5 separate regions of the Homo sapiens genome follow, and all the other regions are linked to region 1. The links are chromatin loops, found by intact Hi-C in ENCODE. Cell type or tissue: heart right ventricle. All regions are shown on one strand.

Region 1 (5,000 bases):
CCAAGTGAGGCTTCCTAGAGAGCCAGTTACATCATCCAGTCTTGACCACAACCAGGACAAACCTGCAGAAGAAACCAAAGCAGGTTATAAGCTAAAGACCCTTTTGGGTGCCCTAGGGCCTCCCTTTTCACAAGAGCCTGTAAATAATGGCAGGGCCAGTTTCAACTAATGCTGAACTTATTGTTTCCCTCCAGTAAGTGGATAAAAATTTTCATCTTAGAGAAAACAGGAAAGAGAAAGACCTAAAAACCCCATATCTATGACACCAGTACTTTTTAGACATAGCCATGGGCACATCTTCTGGACATGTCTATGGTTTTAGTCATTTTCCTCTAAGAATTGCTGTAAGCATAGGATCAGTGATTTCAGCTCCTTAAATACAACTGGATTTGTTTTAAAATACATTTTCCTTTTGCTTTGATGTGCATACTAGCAACACTAATATTTCATTGTTGAGTTCCATATGTACATAAGTTAATGCAATAAAATGAACAGTCCTAAAGGAAAGGTGCTGGAATTATTTAATAAGTGACAATAACTATTATATGCTACTGTCCTAAAAATGTTAGTGGAATACATTCTTACAGATAAGAAAACGGAGATTCAGGATAAGCCCTTCCCCTAGAAAGTTACCTTTTCTCAATAACATATAGCCAGTAAATAAGAGAGCTAGAGTTGTAATCAGGTTGTGGCAAAGTATTGGGCTGTCGAGGATGTCAGGATTTGAAGTCATTCTGAGATGGGAGGAAATGAACAAAACTGCTTCACTTCAAAGAGAAAACATTGTGAATCTCTATTACAGGCTGGGCCTTCACTTGGGAACACTTCTGAAACATTACTGATAAGGCTATATCCTCCATGCAGTAGGCAGAATTCGAAGGGAGCCCCCATGATCTGCCTCCTGGTGTTAATGCCTTTGTGAGTAGAACCTGTGACTGGCTTCTAAACAAGGGAATGTGGCAAAGGCAATAGGTCCCTGATTAGGTTACATTATAGGAGATTTCATCTGAGCTGACAAGGGAGAAGACTCCCTGACTCCCTTTGCTGGCTGTGGAGAGGTGAGCAGTTACACTGTGCAAGGGCCTATGGAAATGAAATCTGCCAACAATGTTGGGGAGCTTGGAAGTAGATCTTTTCCCCAGTTGAGCCTCTGATGAGACCACCACCCTGACCCACACTGAATCATAACTCAGGGAGATGCTGGAACTCAGCCCTGCCCAGATTCCTGACCCACAGAACCTGTGAAATGGTAAATGTTGTAAGCCCTCAAGTTTGTGGTCGTTTGTTACCAGTGTAGAAAGCAACACATCCTCCCTGCACATACTATATGATAAGATTAGGAGGGATGAGCTACAAGGCATTGGGGTTGTAATGTGCTCTTTTGCCAATGAGATGCTCTTATCTCTTGAAAATAATCCTCCACCTCTGATGCTGACACAGAGAAGCTAAACCCTTTCCCACTGCAGGAACTTCCCAAATGGCTCTGCCATGACCTCTTCCCTCAGGCGCTCCTCCCACTGGCTGCAGAGCCTGCAAATAAATACTCCAAGGGCTGGGTGGGTTAGTTGGTGTTTTGAAGGGAGCCACATTTGCTTGTAGCAGCTGGAGGCTGTCTGCATCTGCCCCATATTTCTTTCCTTTCAGCAAGAGTTTTAAATTCATTTACCAGTGGCAGGTGACAAGAACTGTGCTCCACCACCCACTGGCTCAGTAACAGCTAACTCAATTTGGGAAGCAGCTAGCTCAGCGTGTCAGCATGCTGGCCAGCAACCCAGGCCGGAGAAGGCTGAGAACAATGCACTAGAGAGAGCCAGCCCCACTCGGGCTTTGGGTATGGGGAGGAGGCAGAGAAAGTACGAGGAGGTTTGCATTCATGCAGAGTGGGCTGACCATGGGGCTGCCAGCAATGACATGATCGTGGGTCCTGACACTCGTTCTCATAGTTTTAGCTCTAATTTGGGTCTTGTTGTGGTAACAAAAGTTGAAGCCCATGTTCTTCCTGTTAAAACATCAGAACTTCCTTCCTGTATGAGTGTACAATGCCTAGTCCTGGCCTCGGGCCCCCTGCTGTTCAGAGGTGGCCTCCCTGCCCTTTGGGCACAGTGTGGCTGACTGCCTGCAGGAGCAGCTGGGTGGCCTGAGGAACAGCTGCCCACAGGAGTGGTGTCCTCAGCACACACGGCCAGGAAGGCAGCTGCCATGGAAAGATACAGCGTGTCCACCACAACTCAAGGGCATGCCAGGGCTGCCTGGGGTCAGCTGATGGAGGCAGGGTTATGCAAGGCCAGGTCCCAGGGCAGGGGGTTCCAATTATTTAAAAAAAAAAAAAAAAATCGATCACTTAAGGCCTGGAGTTTGAGGTCAGCCTGGGCAACATAGCAAGACCCTGTCTCTATGAAAAAAAAATTAGCTGGGCATGGGGGCACCCGCCGGTAGTCCCAGCTACTCAGGAGGCTGAAGCAGGAGGACTGACTGAGTCCAGGAGTTTGAAACCAGCCTGGGCAACATAATGGGACCTCATCTCTACAAAAACTTTCTTAAAAAATTAGCTGAGAATGGTAGCACACACCTGCAGTCTTAGCTACTTGGGAGGCTGAGGTGGGAGGACTGGTTGAGCCCAGGAATTCAAGGCTGCGGAGAGCTATGATTGTACCACTGCACTACAGCCTAGCAAGGCCTTGTCTCAAAAAAAAAAAAAAAAAAAAAAAAAAAAAAAAAAAAATCCCATGAAAATGTAGCCAGAGAGCAGTTCCCTGCCACTCTGACTGGATCATTCACATACACCCTTGAATTAAACAAGGATTTGGGACAGTGAGGAGGAAGAGCAAAGGGGGAGAAAGTGTGTGCTGCTGAGGGTGCAGGGGAGGGAGGGCCCAGTCGGTAGGCTGGTGGGGGCTGGGCACCCACCAGGGAGCAAGATGCTCGTCAAGCCCCAGCCTTTGGTCAGTCCTTGCCCAGCCACAGGCACCAGCACCAGGGGCCTCCAACCAGAGGCTCACTCATCCTGCTTGAAGTGGGGCTTCATGTCGGTGGCATGGAGGCAAAGGTTGGAGGGAAGCAGCAAAGAAAAAGGCAAGAAAAGGGTTGGTGGGGAGGCTACCTAAGCTGTAGTGAGATTCTGGTGAGTAGGAGATACTGGAGAAGATACCTTCAGAGGCATTTTGCTTTCTTTCTACAAATATTTACATCATATTTACTGCATGATGGGGCATAGGCTTCTAGGACTATAGAAAAAAATAATTTGAATTGAATCTGAATTGCCAATCCTAACAGCTCCCAAATACCCTGAAAGTTAAGAATTTTGGGCAAAATGTCAGTTTTACAACTCTAGGTAAGTTGACGTTTGTGCTGCTGGGAAAGTATCTGGCAGCTCTGATCTAGTCCTTCTATTGCATCTGTTCTCTTCCTCCCCAGCTCAGGGGCAACCATGATTGATCCCAGGAGAGTCAATCCAACGCTGATAATCCAATGCCCATAATTTCTCGAACTGACCACTTCCTTCTCTCTCCTTTCTGAACATTCTGGGCTAAGTCCATGCAGCTTGATCAGTTTCCCCTTCTGCTTCCTGGGCTCACTGCTCTTTCAAAATCTTTGCCAATTACTTACTTAGGCAGAAACCTAATGGGATAGTTTCTTCCCTAGCAAGAAGTGGCTGCTCCTGGAGAGGGTATGAGCATCTCCTGGGTACCAGCAGCACTTGATACAAGTCGGTATTTGTTGAGGGCTTCTCTATGTACCGAGCATTGTTCCAACCCTTGACATGGACTAGCTGAGGAAGCCATGAGGCTGTTACTGTGACTATCCTCATTTTACAAATGGATCACTACTGACGAACTGATATCCAGCCACTCTGCCAAGGCTGCATGGCTACCAAGCACGAAGCCACATGGCTGGGCTCTGAGCTTTGAGGTCTTGACATGATATTTAATGAGCACCCTCCCTGGGAATTCTGTCTGCTCCCTAATTATGAAAGGGGTGCATTCCAAAGCCTGTTTAAAACACAAATGTGTGGCAATGTGCTGGGCTGATGAGGATGGGAAACAGGCCCTGCATACACTGACAGTTGAAGTATGAACAGGTCCAAACTCAGTAGAGGCAGTGGGGCAATATCTATCAAAACTGCAAATCATATGCCCTCTGACCTCAGATTGCACTTATAGGGATTTACCCAACTCACAGAGAAATAACAAGGCTGTTCAAACCAGCACAGTTTATAACAGTCAAGAGTTGGAAACAACCTAATTGTCCACCTATGGAGGACTGGTTCAGTTAAGCGTATCCTTCCAAATAAATACTACTCAGATCTAACAAAGGATGAAGAAGTGCTTAATATGCTCATCCGAGAAGAGCCCAAAGATGTACATCATCAAAGGAAAAAAAAAGAGGTGCAAATGCGTGTATTTATATTTGTACTGGCTTATCTATAGAGTATTTCTGGAAACACACAAGTAATAATAGTGACTGTCCACAGAGAGGGGAAGTAGATGGAAGGGGAACAGGGTGGCAAAGAAATTTCACTATCCTTTTATGATTTTGGATTTTCAAATCATGTTAATGAACTGGCTATTTTTTTTTAAATCACAAATATATAAATGTGTATGCAGGGCTCAGATTAGGCTTTCCTGGAGAGCCAATTTTATACATGGCTGTTAGGTCCTGAAAAGCCTACTATGAGTTACTGATCATAACACAAACATCAGGAAAATGTGTCTAAAAGCAGCATCTGCAATGGCAGTGTGTGGGTATATGAAGACTTCACAAAAGGCCTGAGCCACGTCTCCCCTGACCCTGGCTATGGGACAGATCACTTTTTGCTTCTGTGATCAGGCCTTCACCAAAGAGGCAGCATGGATCTGTACTTTGTAAAAGGGAAGAGATCTCAGAAGAGAAACATTTGTAGTCGGAAAGGAAAGTGAGAAAATTCAACAGGTGGGAGAGGATGCAGGAGGAGCTGCTGGCCAGGGCATGAGCGAGGAGGGAAGTGCAGGCAGGTGGAATCG
Region 2 (5,000 bases), 230 kb before region 1:
GGGATGTCTCACATGTAGGAGCCTGTGCCCTGCCAAGGGAGGCAGCTTGGAGATACTTGCTTCCAGGAAAGCACAGCCAGCCAAAGCAGCTGGGAGAGCTGAGCAAAACAAACCTCCACCTCTCCTCCTTCCGCACCGTGGAGAGGCAAAGCAGGGATGCAGGGAGGCAAAGGGAGTGGATGATACTCCTGCCCTTGGGATCCCTTGTAGGATAGGTCCTTTGGGTCAGGGATTAGGCCTGAGCTGGGTCAAAGGAAAGATCTTGAATTGGACATAAAGGTTGACGTTTTATACTAAACTAGATTAAACTTTTTAATATCTCAAAGAGATGGAAAAGCTGAAGAATGTGCCTAAGGTGTCATCAAGGGATAAAACATGGATAAAGGCAGTAAGTGGAGAAAAAAAAAAGAGTTTTAGGCTTGTGTTCCACTGGGTACAGAGCTTGTGGTTTTCTGGTTCCATCTGAGAGCGAGCGAGCTGCAAAGCACAGTTGACCTTGTGGTTGGAGGACCAGCTGTGACACTGTCTGTGTGGATCAATGACTCCTGTTGGACGTGAATGGGGTATCTCAGGGACACCAGCTGGGCTGTGTGAGGCCAGCTAAGAGCAGATGCCGCCCCTGTCCCTGCCTCTGCACCCCTCCTCTACCTTCAAACACTGCTTTGTCACTACGTAAGCTTCCTGTAGTTTAGATGACATTTGAAAGAAAAGGTGTGAAGGGACCGTGAATTGACAAAGATCTAGTTTCTACCATCTGGCATAATTAGGAAGTAATTTGAATTAGAAATTAAATTATTGTAGAGAAATAACATAAGTTTTATTCCTTGCACAGTTACCAGTGGATCACTTTTGAATACTTGTGCTTTCCGGGCACGTCGTATTCTCCAATAAGTTGTTGGTATAAATTTTTTCCACTCAAATAGCCATTAAAAGGGTTGAAAAACTACCTATTGGGTACAATGTTTGCTATTTGGGTAATGGGTACATTAGAAGCCCAATCTCTACCAGATGCAATATACCCATGTAATAAACAGGCACAGGTACCCCCGAATCTAAAATAAAATAAAATTAAACAAACAAACAAACAAACAAACACATAGCCATTATGGTTTACTAGATCTGCCCAATCCCTCTTGCTTCAAATCATTGGTCCTGGTAATTCAGCAAGGAATTGAAAACCCCAACACATTTTATTTTCTTATTTTTGACTATGAAATTAATATATGGCAATTAGAGAAATTTTTGAAAATTTAAAATACATAGAAAAAATTTTATCCAAGTATTACCACCTAGAGAATTCTACAGTTAATAGCGTCTTATATTTCTTGCCAGGATCCTGTCTTCGCATAGTTAACAAAGTTGTCATTATAGTGTATGTGCAGGTTTTTCCTCTGCTTTTTGAACTCTGTTATAGCATAAACACTTTCCATGTTATAGCAAGTTCTTTATAAACATTTCAATGGCTGCATAATAGTCTATCTTGTGAGTTTATGGTAATTTATATAATCACTTAGCTATCGTTGCTATCAAACAAAATTGCTAACACTGCCAAGGACATCTTTATGCAGTGTGGATGGGATAGAGACCGGAAGGCACTATATGGATCTTTGTTTAGAGACAGTGCCCTCTTAGGAAATACCACTTGCAGGGGGCCCCATGTTGTAGGCTAGTCTCTTAGCTCTTTCAGAGTTAATGTCTCACAGGGCTCTGAGCAAGCCTGGGAAGAGGTCTGGGGATGGAACATATAGGCTGAGGGCCTGTTATGTGCCTGACACACAGTTAGGCACTTCTGTGACTATTGTTGTGCATTCTTTACAACTGCCCTACAAAGTGGATAGCATCTCCATTTTGGAGGAGAATCCCGAGGCTTAGAAATATGAAACGACTTTCCCAAGGTCACAGTCAGGGAGTGGCAGGGTCTGGCTGATTCCACAGTCCAGGTCCTTCGCGTGGCCCTCATTTTATTCTGCAGGCTTTGGTACCTTGTGGGACACACTTAAAAGGCCAAGGAGTCCCCGGGTTTGGGGCGGTGTGGGGTAGATACAGCCCTGTCGGCTGCTGCTTTGTCTTGGGGCTGGAGATGGGGTGGATTAGGGCAGGAGACAGCAAAAGGGAAAACTAGCAAAACTAGAGATTTGCTAGTTAATGATGTTTTCTTGCAATTTTTTTTGGGGGGGGGCACGCAAAACATGTCTTGTGGCTCTTGTACTCAGAAGGCTGGAGGTAAGAGTTTGCTGGCTCTTGGCCAGGTGTGGTGGCTCACATGTATAATCCCAGCACTTTGGGAGGCCAAGGTAGGTGGATCACTTGAGGCCAGGAATTTGAGAAAAGCTTGGCCAACATGGCAAAACCCCATCTTTACTAAAAATACAAAAAATAGCCAGGCATGGTGGTACACGCCTGTAGTCCCAGCTACTTGGGAAGCTGAGGCATGAGAATTGCTCTAACCCAGGAGGTGGAGGCTGCAGTGAGCTGAGATCGTGCCATTGCACTCCAGCCTGGGCAATAAAGTGACTCTGCCAAAAAAAAAAAAAAAAAAAAAGTTCCCTGGCCCTCAATTTCCCTGAGACTTCTTTGGAGAGAAGTGAGACTTACTCTCTGTCCCTTTAATAGTGAAATGTCTTGGTGCGTTGGGCCCGGACTACCGTAGAAGTCTGAATAACTTCTCCACAGTTTCTTCCTTACTGGGTCAGTAACTCTGAATGGGCTTTCAGAGTTATTCTGAAAGATCACCACTAGGAGATGCACAAGATTCAAAGAAGTTAGAGCAGTGCTTGGTGATTTTTCTTTCACGTTTATCTGAGCTTTGCAGGTTTCTTTTGTTCTAAATTCATTGAGAATTGAGGGCGAAAATGTCAGTTTCTCAGATCCTATTAATTCTCCAAAGTGAAAAAAATCTACACTTGCCCGTAGTCACATCTAGTGAAACAGGCTGAAGGAACTGACAAACCAGATGCCATGTGTTAAGGATAATAATATGCGTAGCGCCTGATTCCTTTCAGGGAGATGTCAACACTGTTTTGTCACTTTGGTAGAGGACAGTGATGATGGCAGTGCAAATGGTTAACATTTATTGTGATTTCACTTCGCACCAGGTACCATGCTAATGCCTTTAGGTTCTCTTATCACATTTAACCCTCCTGTACACTGTCTCAATTCATGGACACAACAGTTTTGTTACCCTCATTTTGCAAGAAGAGGAAATTGAAGCATAGGGAGGTCGAGAAACTTATCCAAGTTTACCCACCTAGGAAGCAGCTGAGCTGCCATTTAGACTCAAGTTTCTCTGGCCCCAGAGCTGCTCACTTAACCAGTTAAGTATTCTGCTTCCTGGTTTTTATCCCAACTTGACAGATGAGGAGCCATTTGATAGAGGTCAGAGTAGTTAAGGAATTTGTTCTGGTTCTCAGCTGATTAGGGAAGAAGCTTAGACTAGGTGTCCCTTCTCCTGGTCAAGAGCGTTTCCCTTCTTTATCTTGCAGGCGCAGTGTCTGCTAGAGGCTACAAGAAAGAAAGAGGAAAGGTGGGGGCTCATTGGTGGGGCTGAGTCAAGGGGATAAGGGGATCTCAGCACAGAGGAAACAGTGGAAGGTTGCTGCGTGGCGGATTCTGCTACCACTGGGCCCTTGTGGGCTGCGGCCACCTTAAACCTGGCTTAGATCATGGGCTGATTGGATATGGCCTATCTCTGGACGCTGGGTAGAATAAGCTGAAGTGGATGGAGCAGCTTGAACAAAAACACTCTGCAACCCTCTTTGAGTCTTCCTGGCTTTGGAACTCCCTAGTCAGCTCTGTCAACACCGGGTGGCAGCCATCCCTTCCTGGAGGGGAGAGGTGCTTTGAGGTCCTTTCTTCCATCTTTGCTTAGCTCCATGACAGTGTTGGAACACAAAGCTGAATGATCTTACAATCTTTTCCTGTGCTTGTATGGATGTATGGGTTTGCTTTTTTTTTTTTCCCCTCTAGTCCAGATTTCTATCGCTTAGACACTGGTCTTCAAGAGAGGCTCACAGTTGTCACTCATGCAACCTTTATACTTATTCACACCCCACTCTATTCTTCTGACCATCAGCAGCTTCCTTTTCTTGGAGACTTCACCCTTGCAATGATCCAGGACTTCAAAGCTTGGCATGGCAGTGGAGGCCTTCTCCTGCTGTGGGTTAAGACACTGTCCCCAGGAGTCCCTTTGTGCAATACACAGTGCTGAACGACATGGAAGGATGGCACAGTTACCTCTCCAGAAGAGAGTGAGGCACCAGACCAGCTAGTTGAAATCCTTGGAAATTATGGATGAATGAATGTAATAGAATGTGATTTGATAGAGTGGAGAGGGTGGTTCTGGGAGGTGGAGGGGAACTCTTCGCAGCATTGCTATCCAAATGACATACTATAAATCAGGGGCCTCCAATCCTTGGACCATGAACTGATACTGATCTGTGGCCTGTTAGGAACTGGGCCACACAGCAGGAGGTGAGTGGCAGGTGAGTGAGGATTACCACCTGAGCTCCACTTCCTGTCAAATCAGTGGCGGCATTAGATTCTCACAGGAGGGGGAACCTTATCGTGAACTGCGCATGCGAGGGACCTAGATTGTGTGCTCTGTATGAGAATCCAATGCCTGATGATCTGAGATGGAACAGTTTCATCCCAAAACCATACCCACCCTCCCTTTGTGGAAAAATTGTCTTCTATAAAACCAGTCCCTGGGGCCGAAAAGGTTGGGGACCACTGCTATAAATGATGAATGAGAAAACCAGGCTTTAAGTCTTTCCCTCTCTCCCTTCCTTCTTTCTTCCTTTGTTTTTTTTTTTTCTTTTTCTTTTTCTGTTTTCTGACGGGCTTGTGAGCACACAGGTATGTGCTTCAGTGGCAGTCAACAGTTTTGCTGATTTCTTATTGTAACCTAGGCTAAAAAAATATTGGACAGTGAGTTGATAGTTGATAGTTGATTAAAAGTAATGGCAAAGACTGCAATTAATTTTGTACCAACCTAATAGAAT
Region 3 (5,000 bases), 150 kb after region 1:
TAGAAAATGAAGCACTTACCCCACCTCAATCAAACTGGACTTCAACTCCAAGTGGAGAATGTCAGGCAGATTTCAGCTATGGAAATGGAAAGGTTATGAGCTCCTAGATAATTTTGCTACTCAAAAAGCTAGGAGATGGCTTTTTCCCATTGGGATTTCTTTTGGTAGCATAGACTTGATGCCCAGGAGTGTAAATGATGATCAAAGACTTCAGGTGTTCAACCAACCCCTGATGTGCATGGCTCTAGGGTAAGGATCTATGGCAGATATTGGGGAACGGAGTAGGGTGCAAAACACGGCCCCTACCATGTTAAGGAGCAGATAGTAGTAGGTTTTGAAAATTCTGCTAGCTCCCATGGAGCTCTCCTTGGTTCTATGACTGTCTTCAGTCTTTTCTGATATCTCTGATCATGACAACCTCAGACTGTTTGAGTCTGCATCTTGCCTGGGCCTTGACTATTACCCTGAGCCCTACTGCCTCCAGACTACCTAACTGTTCAGAGTTTCTAGCTTGTTACTGCTATGACCCTCATTGGCTTAAGACTGTATTGCCTTAAGACTACCTGAAGTCATTATGCCCACGTGACCTAAGGGGTGGAAGTCCCATTATCCTCACAGGTGTAGAATGGGATCAGATCAAGTCCTCATACCATCCATATTAATGTGTAATTATCTACAGTGGCTCAGAAATCAGTGGCATTCTCTGAACACCTGTCATGCATGTCTTGAGATGTTTTTATAATTACAGGGAAAGTAGGTCCATCCTATGTAAATTAATAGAAAACCAACTTCCAAGTGCACAATGACTTACAGTCTTAATGCAGAAAAAAATACTGCATCTTAATGCAGAACAAAATATTCAAAAATGTATTATAGTTCATTGTCAAAGCTTACCCTTTGTTTCCCTGTTCTGAGAGGGGTAATAGGAATTCTGTTATGTTTTCTTTATTCTTTTCCTTTTCAGCCCATGGTTTTTATATTTTAGCTACAAATCATCCCATTGGTAAAAGAGGCTCTATTATGAACCACATGCTTCGTCAAAAGTAAACCTCACATTCTTTTCTAATTGTTGCACCCTGACAGGGCGGGGAAGATAGTTTTGTTTTCATAGTGAAGTCACAGATATAAATCTCCCAGGGATTAAGGCCCTTGCAGCAATCCAGCATGCTCACATCATCATGAGGGGTGCTTCAGGTTCATTTCTTTCTGGGAAGGAGAGACAGAGAGAGAGAGAAAGATGGGGTGTGGAGAGATTTCTTTTAGAAGAGTCAAATTCTGGAGGAGAGCAGAACATTTGTCAGCCCCCAGCTCAATGTTGACCACTCCACTGGGGGCCAAAAGTTACAGGTCTTAACCTAACCTTGCATCTAAACTAGGCAAACTTCTTCGATTTTTTTTTCTTTTGTTCTCCTTAGAATCTAATCATGGTATTTCCTCCTTCTCCCTCTCCCTGTCTCCTGTGCTTAATTTGTTTGGTTGTTTGTTTTAACCTGCAGTCTACAGTGATAGGGAAGAAAGAGCGCTGACCTTGGAGTTAGAAAGAGTCAGGTTCAAATCCTTTTTCCTCTGCTTTCTAGCTCTGTACTCTTTGGTGCTTGTGCTGAGCCTGTTTCAACAGCTGTTGCAGAGGAATCGTAATTTTACAAGATTATTGGGGGAACCAAATGACATAACATAAATAGGTGTCTGGCACAGAGGCCCTGAATAAAATCCACCAGTTTCCGCTGCCCTGACTAAATGGTCTCCTGAAACAGGACTCACAACCAGCAGTCCACTCCAAGAGCTCACCTCCCCAGAGCGAGGATAGTTGATTTGGAAACAGAAGTCAGCTGCCATGATCAGCTATGAAGGTCCAAGCTTAAGATGAAAACTCCTCAGCTTGATTGCAAAAATCAGCCACCATGTACCTCTCAACTGAATCCAAGCTGAAGGCTTCTGCAGAAGTGAAAGAATCCATTTGTTCTTCCCTTGCTCCTCTCCCTGTATTTGCAGGGCCTGACATTGTCCCAGGGAAATTAAATTAGGAAAATCAGTTTACATGAGTGATTACTTTTCTCAAAATATTTTCCTTTAGCCTACTGAACCACCATACTCTCTCTATCCCTATTCCTCCCTCCCTCTACACTTCAGCCTCTTCACTTCCTGCCAAAATCATTGTTGCTAAAAACAATCACGTTTAAAATGGCCTAAAGGATTCTTAAATGAGATGAACTGCTTGCATCATTCAAACGAAGACTAGAAATCCCAAGAACACCCTTTGCGGTGATGAATCATGTGGAAACTCCTCAGCCTGTGGTTCCAGGGCTCCCTCATTTGGCCCTCACTCAGTTTCCATCTTCAGATTTAGCTGGGTTCTGGAGTGAACCTTGTCCCAAGGAGGTTGGCCTCCCCAGCTCTCCCTCCTTGCCCTTACTCCTCCCTCTCAGGCCCAGTTTGAATTTCTCCTCTTTGACTTTCCACATAAAATTCCCACCCATCCCTCCAGGCCCATCACAAGCTCTCTCCACCGCCCCACCTTCCGGCGGCACATACACGCTTCAGATTCAGAGGGGTTTAGGTTCAAACCCCCTCTCTGCTACTTATTAGTTAATGAAACTTTGAGCAACTCACTCACACTTTCCTTGTCTCAGATTTCACATCTGCAAAGTGGGGATAACAACACCTCACCGTGTTGTTGGAAAGATTAAATGAGAGACTGTAGAGCACAGAGGCTGTAAGTAGTAATCAATAAATAAGGGCCATTATTATTATCCTCTCAAAATATCTGCCACACCTCTAACTTATTTGTCAGCTAATGGCAGTGCTCCACCACTTGGCCATAATAATATTTTGTTCATGACCAACTGTGGAGATTTTGTGAAAACTTTTATCTTGGAAGAATTTCTCATTGAGGAATATGTAAACCTTATGAGAAAAATTGGATTAGGAAAGCTGAGGTCACGCATAAATCTATAAAATTCATGGCAAATAAGATTATATTCATTAAAGTCAGTAAAGGCAGAATATTAAACAATGAGACTATAGTAATATTTTATGCATATCGAGTTAGTGATGATTGATTTCCATTCACCGTTTCCTGCTTACCAGAAACTTTTCTGGGACTCTTTGGCTATGCAGTGTTAAAATGATGCCTATATATTCAGTTTGTTCTGTAACAGATAATGCCGACTTGAAGAGGCACCCTGTCTGTGCCTGTTTCTCCACCCAAACATTTCATGCATTTTTGACTTGATGGTTTGGAGCTATTGATTCCAGGTATGCCTTCCAATTATTCTTCCCCCAGTCTGTTTTACACCATCTCAGCACCCTTGAAGAAACTGACCCATGCCTGCCTACTGACCATGGGGGACCAGAATTATCCTTCCTCCCTTCCATCTTTCTTTTCCCTGCTTCCTCAAACAAAGAGCACCCAGTGTTTGGAGGAAGAGTGAAGCCAGTTTTCACTGAAGGGCTTCTGTCTTGTTCTCAAAGCTTACCCAACCAAAGAGAGGAAATCAAGCATTGTGGGCCCACTCTAGTTCCTCTTTCCTTTACAATGCACAAAAGGTGAGACCTCACTGCCCAGGCCCTTTAGGGTGTTCCTTGAGGACATGCCCTTTCTTCTTCACCCACCCTTCTTTCTCTTCCCCTCCTTCCACCCTCTGCCTTTTTCCCCATGTCCCCCTTTGCCATTTTAATGCCTCTACTTTCCCCATTTTTTTCCAGGGAACATTTTCCTTCCTATAAAAATAATTTGACTCCAGGCCCTAAGATTCTTCTAGTGATTGGGCAGTTTTGGCTGTGTCAGGCATTCTCAGGATGCCTCTGGCTTTCCTCCCCACTGACTGCAGACTCCTGGGAGGAGAGGGAGAAGAGGGGTCTAGGCTTCTCAATGGGGAAAAGGTATGGGAACTTCTTCTCTTAACTGAGATTTCTTCTCCCAAATTCCTGAAATTAAACACACCTCACCTTAGGGATTTGTTTATCTTCAAAGACTCCCAGTTGGGTTCAATTTTTTATACTTCTAGTAACATAACATAGCTGTTTCTCATGAGAACCTATGGCCCTGACATTGTGCCATTACAAAGGTTTCTTTTAAAAGGTGAACATACAAGGTGCCATGCTTAGATTGCTTCTCCCTAAACAGTAGGTTTTTACAAATATTTTTTCTATATCCTCTATTTTTTTCTATAACTACAGAGGTACAGAAAGGTGGCAAGGGGGAAAAAAGCCTCAGTTTACCCTGCTATGCTTACAACCCTAACAAACCTAACTACTACATTCCCTATTAGAAGCTAAATCTTGGAACTGCTCAAAAGAAACATGGAAATGAAAGTGAATTCATATAGGCCAAGATATCTCATTAGGGAAGAAAAAAGGCTATTGATAATGTAATAATCTCTATTTTTTTTATTTTTATTTATTTTATTTTTTTTTTTTTTGGAGCTGGAGTTGTGTTCTTGTCATCCAGGCTGGAGTGCAATGGTGCAATCTTGGCTCACTGCAACCTCCGCCTCCTGGGTTCAAGCGATTCTCCTGCCTCAGCCTCCTGAGTAGCTGGGATTACAAGCACTGCCACCATGCCCAGCTAATTTTTGTATTTTTAGTAGAGACGGGGTTTCGCCACATTGGCCAGGCTAGTCTCAAACTCCTGATCTCAGGTGATCCACCCACCTTGGCCTCCCAAAGTGCTGGGATTACAGGTGTGAGCCACCGCTCCTGGCCTCTAATTTTATTTATCTAACAAAGGATACTTTACTGTATTAGGATACTTGGCTATTGAATATAATGCTGTCCTATTCCATATATATTTCCCAAATATCTATTTGTGTGTATGTGTGTGTGTGTGTGTGTGTGTGTGTGTGTCTGTGTGTATCTCCATATAAAATTGTTCTATATATATTTTCCTTCTACTCCTAGATGACAAAGTTCTTATGGGCAGGGACCAGATCTTACATTTCTTTTGTACCTCCATGGGCCACTTCCCTTCAAAAAAGTATTTTTTGAGAGCGGATTCTGCA
Region 4 (5,000 bases), 85 kb before region 1:
AAGACCCCCTGTGAATGCTTGAAACATGGATAGTACCCAACCCTGTATATGCTATGTTTTTTTCCTATACATACCTACCTATGATAAAGTTTAATTTATAAATTAGGCACAGAGATGAAAAACTAATAAAATACAACAATTATAACAGTATGCTACCATAATCACTCTTGTGCTTTGGGGCCATTATTGAGTAAAATAAGGGTTCCTCAAGACAAGCACTGCAGTACAGTGACAGTTGATCTGATAATCTAGATGGCTACAAAGTGACTAATGGGTGGGGAGGCAGACAGCACGGATCCCCTGAACAAAGGGATGATTCACATCCTTGGTGGGACGGAGCAGGAAGGCTGGAGATTTCATCAAGCTACTCACAGCAGCATGCCATTTAAAATTCATGAATTATTTATTTCTGGAATTTTCCGTTTAATATTTTTGGACCACAATTGACCTCAGGTAACTGAAACTATGGGTAAGGGGGCCTACTATATTATATTTGGGAGTTGCATTTCTGATCAAGGACTAAGCAGCAAATAAACCTAACAATCATACATATGACCTGTAGGTGTTATAGAGAAACAATTTTACTTTAGAGTAGATATATTTATAAAATAGAAATTCAACAGCTATAAAATTTCATTATAATTTAAAAGTCTTTTTTATTTTTTTGAGACAGAGTCTCACTTTGTAACCCAGGCTGGAGTGCAGTGGTACGATCTCAGCTCACTGCAACCTCCACCTCCCGGGTTCAAGTGATTCTCCTGCCTCAGCCTCCTGAGTACCTGGGATTACAGGCATGCGCCATCACAACCAGCTAACTTTTGTATTTTTAGTAGAGATGGGGTTTCACTATGTTGGCCGGGCTGTTCTCGAACTGCTGACCTCAAGTGATCCAGCCACCTCGGCCTCCCAAAGTGCTGGGATTACAGGTATGAGCCACCATGTCAGGACATAATTTAAAATAGTCTTATGCAATGCACACTGATTCTGTAAGAAACCCCAACTATGCTGTGTCATTAGTTTTACCTTCCATAAATAATAGAATTTTAGAAACTTGATTTTGTTGTTGTTGTTTCTTTTTGTTGTTTGCCTTCCTTTCCTGAGCTTTGAGGAGCTCTGGTGGAGAGCAGGGAATGGAGGTGGCAGGAGGGGAAATGAGTTGATGCCTTTTTTATCTTATGACAAATATTCCTGCTAGGTTCTAAAATCATTCAAACTACTCTCAAAATTGCATTTGTCTGTTTCAAGAAGTCATGGCATCCAAATAGTTGAAGACCTCTTTGAGTATTTTCATTCTGCACACTTGTAGGGCGGGGATTCTTGAGTTGGATTTGTCTGGTCCACTTTCTTAGCAGGTTTGTTTTCCTCTTTCTTCTTCCCATTAAACAACAGTGGGTTACATTTAAGGTAAAGAAATTGGATCACAGAGTGTCCGAGGGCTGTGGGAAGGAGGGAGATAGTGGCCTTTGCACGTCTGCTTTGAGGATAATTTTGTGTATTTTTCGAAAAACCGTTCCGTTTATTTTTTAGCACTAGGTGGTAAAGACTTAGTTCCCACAAGCCTCCCTGAGTTGGTTCCTAGTTCTGGCAGCAGTGGCCTCTCAGGAAGTTACTAGAAACTTCAAAACAGCCAAAAGAGAGTCCTGAGTGTTCTTCAGTGAAGTACTAGGTTTAATTTTCCATGGGTTGCCTATTTTAAAACTATGCAGACAAGATTAACTTGTGGATTTTTTCCAAAAGAAGCTGCAAAAAATTTCTGTCTCATGGAAGAATCATCCCTGAAAAGTTTCTTGCCTGGTAAGACATGGACCAGTTATTTTTTTTAAATAGATACCCAGATTCTCAAAATTTTTTTAAAAAATGAGTCCTAACATCTTACTGTTTACCTTATTAATTAGTAAGTTAAATAAAATATATGAGTATTCTTTTTATATTTGTCTGAGAGTCATGATTGCAGCAAAGGCAGGCAGGGAAACTGCATTGTCCATCTTCATGCTGGACCATGGCAGAAATTTAAAGCCAACAAAGCCAAATTAAAAGCTGAATTTAAAGCCAACATTGATATATAATTCACATACCATAAACTTTACCTGTCTTCAGTCTTTTAGGACTGGAAGTAGTTTTCAAATGATCGAAAAACATTCTAGGAAGAGAAAAACTAAGCTATTCGAGGGCAGTTTTGCTCAGTGTCTCAGGACGGTAACATCACCCCTAGGTTTCTGATGGTCGTTGGATTAAGGAAGGTGTTTGTGAATCTTTGTTTCCCATAAATGTCATCAGGGCTCTGCTTCACACAGGGGTTGTATCCAACCAGAGCATTCTGTTTTATTTGGTCTGAGTTTGCTGATGTTCTGTGACAACCAGCTCCGGATGTTTTATAAACAATTAACCTGACAGTTTGATGGATGAGGGTAACATTTGGGTATCATCTGCACTACAATGAAAGACAGATGATTATTTTTGACAGAAACGATCACCACTCACAATGTGGAAATGGTGAAGCCAGATCCCCGAGGCTCACACTGTCTATAGAATTAGGGCCAGATCAAAACCCACTTGAGAGTAGGCCCAATAGCCTGGGTGACGGACCCGATTTGGGCATTGGATGTGAGCTGCAAAGGCACACAATGTGTTTTAGAAAAGCCTATGTTTGCAGTTCCAAATGTGAGTGAAACAAAGAGAAAGAAAGGCAAGTCCAGCTCTGGCAACACTAAAATCAACAGGCCAGCATTGGCCCTGGGATTCATTTTAATTCACAACGTAGTTTTTAATGTTCTTTAAGTTTTGTGTCCTATTTTATTTCTTAATCAATTTTTAAAAATTGGCATATAATTCACATACCATAAACTTCATCTGTTAAAATGTACAATTCAGTGGTTTTTAGTATTTTCGTAGATATGTGCAACCATCACTCTCTTTCCAGAATATCCTTTCCATCACCCCAAAAGGAAAGCCTGTACTCATTAACAGTCATTTTCCCCCAAACCCTGGCAACATGAATCTACTTTCTATCTCTATGGGTTTGCCTATTCTGGAGTTTCATGTAAATGGAATTATCTAATATTGGTATTTTGTGTTTGGCTTAATTGACATAGAATAATGTTTTTGAGGTTCATCCATGTTGTCACGTGTATCAATATTTTATTCCTTTTTATGGCCAAATAATATTCCATCATATGGATAGACCCTATTTTGTTTATCCATTCATCAGCTGATGGACATTGGGCTTGTTTCTACTTTTTGGCTCTTATGAGTAATGCTGCTACAATTATTCATGCACAGGTTTTTGTGTGAGCATATGTTTTTCCATTCTCCTGGGTATATGCCTGGAAGAGAAATTGCAGTATAAATGGTAACTCTATGTTTAACTTTTGAAGGAACTATCCATTAGATTTTTAAATAAATCAGGTGAGTATCAGTGTGTCTTCTCATCTCTGTAAACAATCTGAATTCTTTGGGAAGAAGATGGTGATAGTAGAAAAATGTATAGACCAAGTGGTTTGTGGAATGCAGTGAGTGGGAACTGTCCCTGCAGGTGTCTGAGTCTATGACAGCAGCAGAGATACTGGTTTCTTTTTGGGAGGGAAGCATATCCATGTTGCAGCCAAGGAGCAGGCACATCTGCCACTAGCCAGTGGGGATGGGTGGGATGACTGATTTTTTCCTTTTTTTTTTTTTTTTTTGACGGAGTCTTGCTCTTTCAAACAGGCTAGGGTACAGTGGCACAATCTTGGCTCACTGCAACTTCCACCTCCCAGGTTCAAGCAATTCTCCTGCCTCAGCCTCCCAAGTAGCTGGGCTTACAGGCATGAGCCACCATGCCTGGTTAATTTTTGTATTTTTAGTAGAGATGGGTTTTACCATGTTGGCCAGGCTGGTCTCAAACCCTTGACCTCAGGTGATCTGCCCACCTTGGCCTCCCAAACTGCTAGGATTACAGGCGTGAGCCACTATGCCCAGTCAATATTCCCATTTTTTTAAATAAAACATCAGCCAATCCAGAGAAATACATTTTGTACCTACTATGTATGTTGCACACTGTGCGATTGCTCTGAAGGGTACTAAGAAGTATAACACAATGACCTTGGCTCTCTAGGACTGGATAGCTTAGTCCTGGGAACCAGATACACACGTCCTGCAAAAATGTCTTAACCAAATATCAAGTCGTATAGTATAGATTATAGGTTTTCTAGGGAACAGAGCATTCAGTGTGGGCTGTGAATATATGTGGGGGTCCCATATTCATAGTTTCCTCCAGGAAAGGGTAATGTGAAACTAAACTGGGTCTAATTGTACATATGTGATTCATCTTGGAATGGAAGAAGCATCTACTTTGCTTCCTTTTCCTCCCCCAGGCACTGTCTGTCCCCAAATTCATAAGACCAATGAACCCTGCTGGGACAACGATAGGATTTGTTTTGATCACATGGTAATTTTGAGCAAGAGGGCCTGGAAGACATATGGGCCTTGTTCCAATGTTCTATGAAGAGCAACGTGTCCCCTGGGCGAGTCACCCGACCTTCTAGACTCTGGCCATAGAAAAAAGTGGGCTTTTCTGGACACCAGATGCCTCCATGATTTGATTTCTTTTTGGTATATGACTCACATGGAATGATTTTAAAAATTGCTGTGGACCAAGTAGTGTTTCTGTCCTTTTCTGCAGCTGAATCTGGGCACATGAAGATGAAGCTGAATCAGTATTTTTTCTACACTTAATTCAATTCAGCACAGCAGGATCTGGATGAGGCAGGAAATGAGGAAGCAGAGGAACCCAGGGTGAATGTGAGAGACGAAAGTTCTGGTTCAGCTTAAAGTTAAACCAACACAAGGGTTAGATGGGGCATTGTGTAAATCAGCATTTTGTTTCTGAATCAGAGACAGAGACATTTTGGGTAACAGAGATAGGAGACATTTGAGCTGCTTAGGGGAGTTTTGTTCTAAGGTCATACTTGAATTTCTTAGAAATCAGAGTTCCTATCATTTTCCCAAAGAACACAGTGAGG
Region 5 (5,000 bases), 74 kb before region 1:
CACATAAGATAAGTTTGAAAATGGTATATTTTACAGTTCAGACAAAAAGGAAAACCTTGGAATAGAGAATTAAGTGCTGGTTCTCTGGGATTCCAAGCCTCCTTTACTTCCTCTGAAATCCCATAGTACTTGATTTATGCCTCTTTATAACACTCATTTTTACCCTGTGTTATTTTTTATGTTTCAAAGACGTGCACTTGTTTTTTCTCTTATGGATGTTTTTGCTCAATGAAGGCAAGTACATGGTGGCTAAACCTTCCCAGACACACTGGCCTTCTTCCTGTTCCTCAGATTCACTAAACTCATACTCTAGTGTCTTTGCATTTGTGATTTTTCTCTATCCAGAATATGTTTTCCCAGATCTCCATGAAATTTTCTCCTTCACCTATTTTAGGGATCTTCTCAAATGTGACCTTATCTGATGAAATTTCCTAAACACCTTACATATATATAAAATGTAATTCCTATTCTCCTTACACACTCTGTCACACACACACACACACACACACACACACACGTCTATTCTGTTTTAGTTTTTCCATAGCACTTAACATCACTTGACATATTTTATATTTCATTATTTGTTTCACGTCCGTCTCATCCACTAGAATGTAAATTCCAGGGGCCAGAGACCTTTCTGTGTTGGTCACTGATCTATCCTGGACACCTGGAACAGCGTCTGACATGGAGTTACCACCCAGTCACTGGAAGTATTTGAGACTCAGTTCCTGTCCAGCCAAGACCTCCTATTAGATAAAAATAAGATCCCTCTTGCAGTGACTGACAGTTCAGCCATGTTTTCTCATTGTCTATAACGTCCAAACCAGTGTGCCAACACAAACCACCTCCTCTAGTACAGTCTGAATAGAATTGTAAAGAGAGAGCATGGGATTTGGAGATGGAAGATTTGGATTTCAGTCTTAACCGTCATATACTAGTGGGGTGCTTTTAGGCAAGTGACTTAATCTCTCCAAGCTTTAATTTCCCCACCTGTAAAAATGAGGTAATAATTGACCTGTCATATAAGGTTGCTATGAGGATTATCACAAGTAAAATGTGTGAAAAGCGGTTTGCAATTTGCAAAAGACCACGTTAGATGTGGCTTCTGGAAAATGAAGCAGTAGAGAAACAGGACTCTAAGTTGCCCTTAAGCCAATACTAGTACTTCTGGCAACTACCTAATTCCTCTGGAAATGGGGATAAGGATACCCCTTTCTGTTTGAAGGTGGAGAAGTGAATCAGATGATCTAACTGAAATTCCTTCCAGCTTTATGATTCATGATTTTATGTTTGTGATGAAATCAGTAAGAAAATATTGAGCACAGAAAGTATTTTTACTGATACTACAAGGTTTTCAAATGAGTAGTCCCCCTAAACAGTCTCTTTTAGCCCTGTAGAATCATCTGTTACCATATGTAATGGAAAGGCAACTTTATTTCAAGATTTATGCTAATTTCTGTTTCCTCATATTTATACTATGTGCCTTAGCCCCATAGATTCAGAAAATAAATTATATATCTATGGAATGCATTTGGCACTTAGCTTAAATTGCCTTTCCCACTAAACTATTTTTTGTTTATTACCATTGATATAAAATGCTTGAACGCTCAGAAGGCAGTGTGTTCAGAGGCAATGAACACTTAAAAAGGAGTTAAGAATTTAAGTTCTTGTCATGGTTCTGTCACTAGCCAGTTAAGCAGCCTCAGGCAAGTTGCCATCTCTCTGGGCCTCAGTTTCCATATGCATGAGTATGTGTGTGTACATATTACATATATATTTATATATGCTGTATGTAATGGGGAGGGGAGAAGTCACATGAAGTACCAACTGCAGACTCAGGAAGAGAACTGCCTTTGCTTCAGAACACACCTTATATGGGCATGTTTGGTTATGAAAATGAGACCTACTGACCATAGCTTGACTGGGCTAGGACTGAAACAAAAAGGAATATGTTTCTCTACGTTATAGAAGAAAAAGATACTGATGAGGTGACCCGGGAAGAGAGAGATGCTGGAGAAGGGGCTATGAGCAGGAGGAGACAGGGGAGCAAGGCCCAGTAAAAAATAACCAGAGGCTGGGACTCGAATGAAGAAATAAATAGACACCGAGAAGCTCTGAGTGATGGGAAAGCTCTGAGTGAGGGGATAAAGCAAGTGGGGAAAATGCTACACAGGAGGAATGTGAATAAAGAATAAATAGGGCTGGGTGCATTGGCTCGCACCTGCAATCCCAACACTTTGGGAAGGTGACGTGCAAGTGGGTCATTTGAGCCTGGGAGTTTGAGACTAGTCTGGACAAATGGTGAAACACTGACTCTACAAAAAATACAAAAATTAGCTGGATGTGGTGGCAAGTGCCTGTGGTCCCAGCTACTCTGGATGCTGAGGCAGGGGAATTGCTTGAACCCGGGAGACAGACGTTGCAGTGAGCCGAGATCACGCCATTGCACTCCAGCCTAGTGACAGAGCAAGACTCCGTCCCAAAACAGGGACAACTGATGTCTGGTGAGGAGACATTTTCCTGATGGACTGGGAGCACATCCACTGGACTAATAGATGTATTTGTGCTGGATTTGTGTTCTCTTCCTAACACACTTTGTCTCCCTCTTCTAGGCCCTGCTCTCTGCTAGATTTTCTCTTTCCTTAGTGTCCTCATGGCTATGCTTGGGGTGCCAAGTCCTTGGCTCTCCAGTTGCAATTGCAGTTGCTTTTTTTTTTTTTTTGAGACGGAGTCTTGATCTGTTACTAGGCTGGAGTGCAGTGGTGCAATCTCGGCTCACGACACCCTCGCCTCCCGGGTTCAAGCGATTCTCCTGCCTCAGCCTCCCAAGTAGCTGGGATTACAGGTATGTGCCACCACGCCCAGCTAATTTTTGTATTTTTAGTAGAGACAGGGTTTCAACATGTTGGCCAGGATGGTCTTGATCTCCTGACCTCGTGATCCACCCACCTCGGCCTCCCAGTGGAAATTGCATTTTTAAGAACAACTCTTTTCAGAGGAGCAGTGGATGACGTTGGTGCTCCCAGTCAGACCTCCCAGGATCTTTTTTCTTTTTGAGGTGGAGTCTCCCTCTGTCACCTAGGCTGGTGTGCAGTGGCGCCATCTCAGCTCACTGCAACCTCTGCCTCCTAGGTTCGAGTGATTCTCCTGCCTCAGCCTCCTGAGTAGCTGGGATTACAGGCACGCGCCACCACTCCTGGATGAGTTTTGTATTTTTAGTAGAGGTGGAGTTTCACCATGTTGGTCAGGCTGGTCTCGAACTCCTGACCTCGTGATCCACCTGTCTCGGCCTCCCAAAGTGTTGGGATTACAGACATAAGCCACTGTGCCCGGGTGATCTTTTTTTCTTTACCATTTTCGTGTACACTCATATACCCCTTTGCTGTGCATTTGCTTCTAACTCACGGCTTCTGAAGCTCTTTCGAGAACTGCTTTCAGGTTGCCAGGGCCTGTGCAGAGAGCCCCTCCAGCCACAGCACCTGGGCATTTATTCTCTCCACCCCGCTTGTGGCCTTGATGAATGGCCTACAAGTGAGGTAGGTATGAAAGCCCAGTGCTCTTGCTTTTCTTGCCTCTGGTACAAATTGGAGGCATAACTTACACTCCAGAGGTCCCCTGCAGGATCAGGCCAAGACTACCCTCTGTAGGACTTGCCTGCAACAACACCCTTGTTTGGCTTCCTCCCCTTCCTGCTGTCCTCCCTGACTTAAATTTTTATTTTAGGTTTGGGGGTACATGTGAAAGTTTGTTACATAGATAAATGGGTGTCACAGGGGTTTGTTGTACATACTATTTCATCACTCAGATATTAAGCTCAGTACCCAATAGTTATCTTTTCTGCTCCTCTCCCTCCTCCCACCCTCCCCTCTCAGGTAGACTCCAGTTTCTGTTGTTTCCTTCTTTGTGTTCTTATCATTTAGCTCCTGCTTGTAAGTGAGAACATGCAGTATTTGGTTTTCTGTTCCTGTGTTAGTTTGCTAAGGATGACAGGTTCCAGCTCCATCCATATTCCCACAGAAGACATGATCTTGTTCTTTTTTATGGCTGCATAATATTCCATCGTGTATATGTACCACATTTTCTTTATCCAGTCTGTCATTGATTGGCATTTAGGTTGCTTCCATGTCTTTGCTAGTGTGAAGAGTGCTGCAGTGAACATTTCTGTGCATGTGTCTTTATGGTGGAATGCTTTATATTCTTCTGGGTGTATACTCAGTAATGAGATTCCTGGGTCGAATGGCAGTCCTGAGAAGCAGTCTTAATAAATCACTTGCTCACAAACCCTGAATCCACATCTCAGGTAGCCCAACCTAAAATCACCCTCTATCTCCTGAAGTGGAGGCTTTTAACTCTTTTTAGGTCATAGATACCTTTAAGTATCTGATAAAAGGTCTCAGCAGTTTTCCTCTTTTTTAAAAATAAGTACTGCTAGTCACAGTGGCTCATGCGTGTAATTCTAGCACTTTGGGAGGCTGAGGCAGGAGGATCACTTGAGCCCAGGAGTTTAAGGCTGCAGTGAGCTATGATTGTGCCACTTCACTCCAGCCTGGGCAACACAGTGAGACCCTGTCTCAAAAAACAGCAACAAAAAAGTGAACATGCCTGTAATTGGTTTGCATTTGTTCTACAGTCTTGGAAATATAGGACAAGCCTCATCCTTGATTTTTGCCAATTGTCTCTGACTCAGCCTTCCACCCACCAGGTGGTTGAGAAATCCAAGGAGGGCCTTTCTTATTCTTCCTCACTCTTCACTTGGGATCATACAGGAAACCTGGTCCAGAAATGCTGGGAAGGGCAGCAGGATTTCGTTCCATACTCTCGGGATTTTGTTCTTCATTCAGGGGTACTGCTGATGATGTGTGGTTCTGCTCAGGGATCTGTGCTCAGGCCCTCAGACTGCAGCACTAGCGTTCAGACTCTCCAGGTGCATAGCAGGAAGCACACACTCAACTTAGATGAGGACTTAATACCTCTGCTGTACTCTGTGTGAGCCCCACCAC

Evidence for each region. A loop is a pair of places that touch in the nucleus more often than their neighbours do. Peaks named below come from ENCODE experiments on the same cell type or tissue, not always from the same donor. Only the 100,000 strongest peaks of a DNase experiment are listed, where the experiment ranks them.
Region 2: a loop joins it to region 1, with 2.8 times the contacts of the local background. A loop is called at or near these places in 22 of 110 quality-filtered maps.
Region 3: a loop joins it to region 1, with 2.8 times the contacts of the local background. A loop is called at or near these places in 4 of 110 quality-filtered maps.
Region 4: it touches region 1 in a loop (1.9-fold over the local background); 9 of 110 quality-filtered maps call a loop at or near these places.
Region 5: a loop joins it to region 1, with 2.0 times the contacts of the local background. A loop is called at or near these places in 19 of 110 quality-filtered maps.

Annotation. Positions count from the first base shown.
Region 1 is chr2:37,646,761-37,651,760 of GRCh38, forward strand. CDC42EP3 (CDC42 effector protein 3) reads right to left here. Exons shown (of 2, transcript NM_006449.5): 2 at 1-62. Among named protein-coding and RNA genes, the nearest start is that of CDC42EP3, 22 kb to the right of the region's middle. In heart right ventricle, a CTCF peak has its summit at 2,078 (motif pointing left); DNase peaks (open chromatin) are centred at 1,811 and 2,091; H3K4me3 peaks cover 529 bases; H3K27ac peaks cover 5,000 bases.
Region 2 is chr2:37,411,867-37,416,866 of GRCh38, forward strand. No RefSeq gene overlaps it. Among named protein-coding and RNA genes, the nearest start is that of QPCT, 70 kb to the left of the region's middle. RefSeq lists an enhancer at 4,861-5,000. In heart right ventricle, CTCF peaks have their summits at 2,740, 2,941 and 3,793 (motif pointing right); no DNase peak of the experiment used is centred here; H3K4me3 peaks cover 384 bases; H3K27ac peaks cover 1,443 bases.
Region 3 is chr2:37,795,011-37,800,010 of GRCh38, forward strand. No RefSeq gene overlaps it. Among named protein-coding and RNA genes, the nearest start is that of PIRAT1, 78 kb to the right of the region's middle. In heart right ventricle, no CTCF peak of the experiment used is centred here; no DNase peak of the experiment used is centred here; H3K27ac peaks cover 1,419 bases.
Region 4 is chr2:37,562,167-37,567,166 of GRCh38, forward strand. LINC03063 (long intergenic non-protein coding RNA 3063) reads left to right here and starts at 320. Exons shown (of 2, transcript NR_187223.1): 1 at 320-453. RefSeq lists a cis regulatory region at 105-463. In heart right ventricle, no CTCF peak of the experiment used is centred here; no DNase peak of the experiment used is centred here.
Region 5 is chr2:37,572,341-37,577,340 of GRCh38, forward strand. All of the region lies in intron 1 of LINC03063 (long intergenic non-protein coding RNA 3063), which reads left to right. Among named protein-coding and RNA genes, the nearest start is that of LINC03063, 12 kb to the left of the region's middle. RefSeq lists an enhancer at 1,972-2,161. In heart right ventricle, no CTCF peak of the experiment used is centred here; no DNase peak of the experiment used is centred here.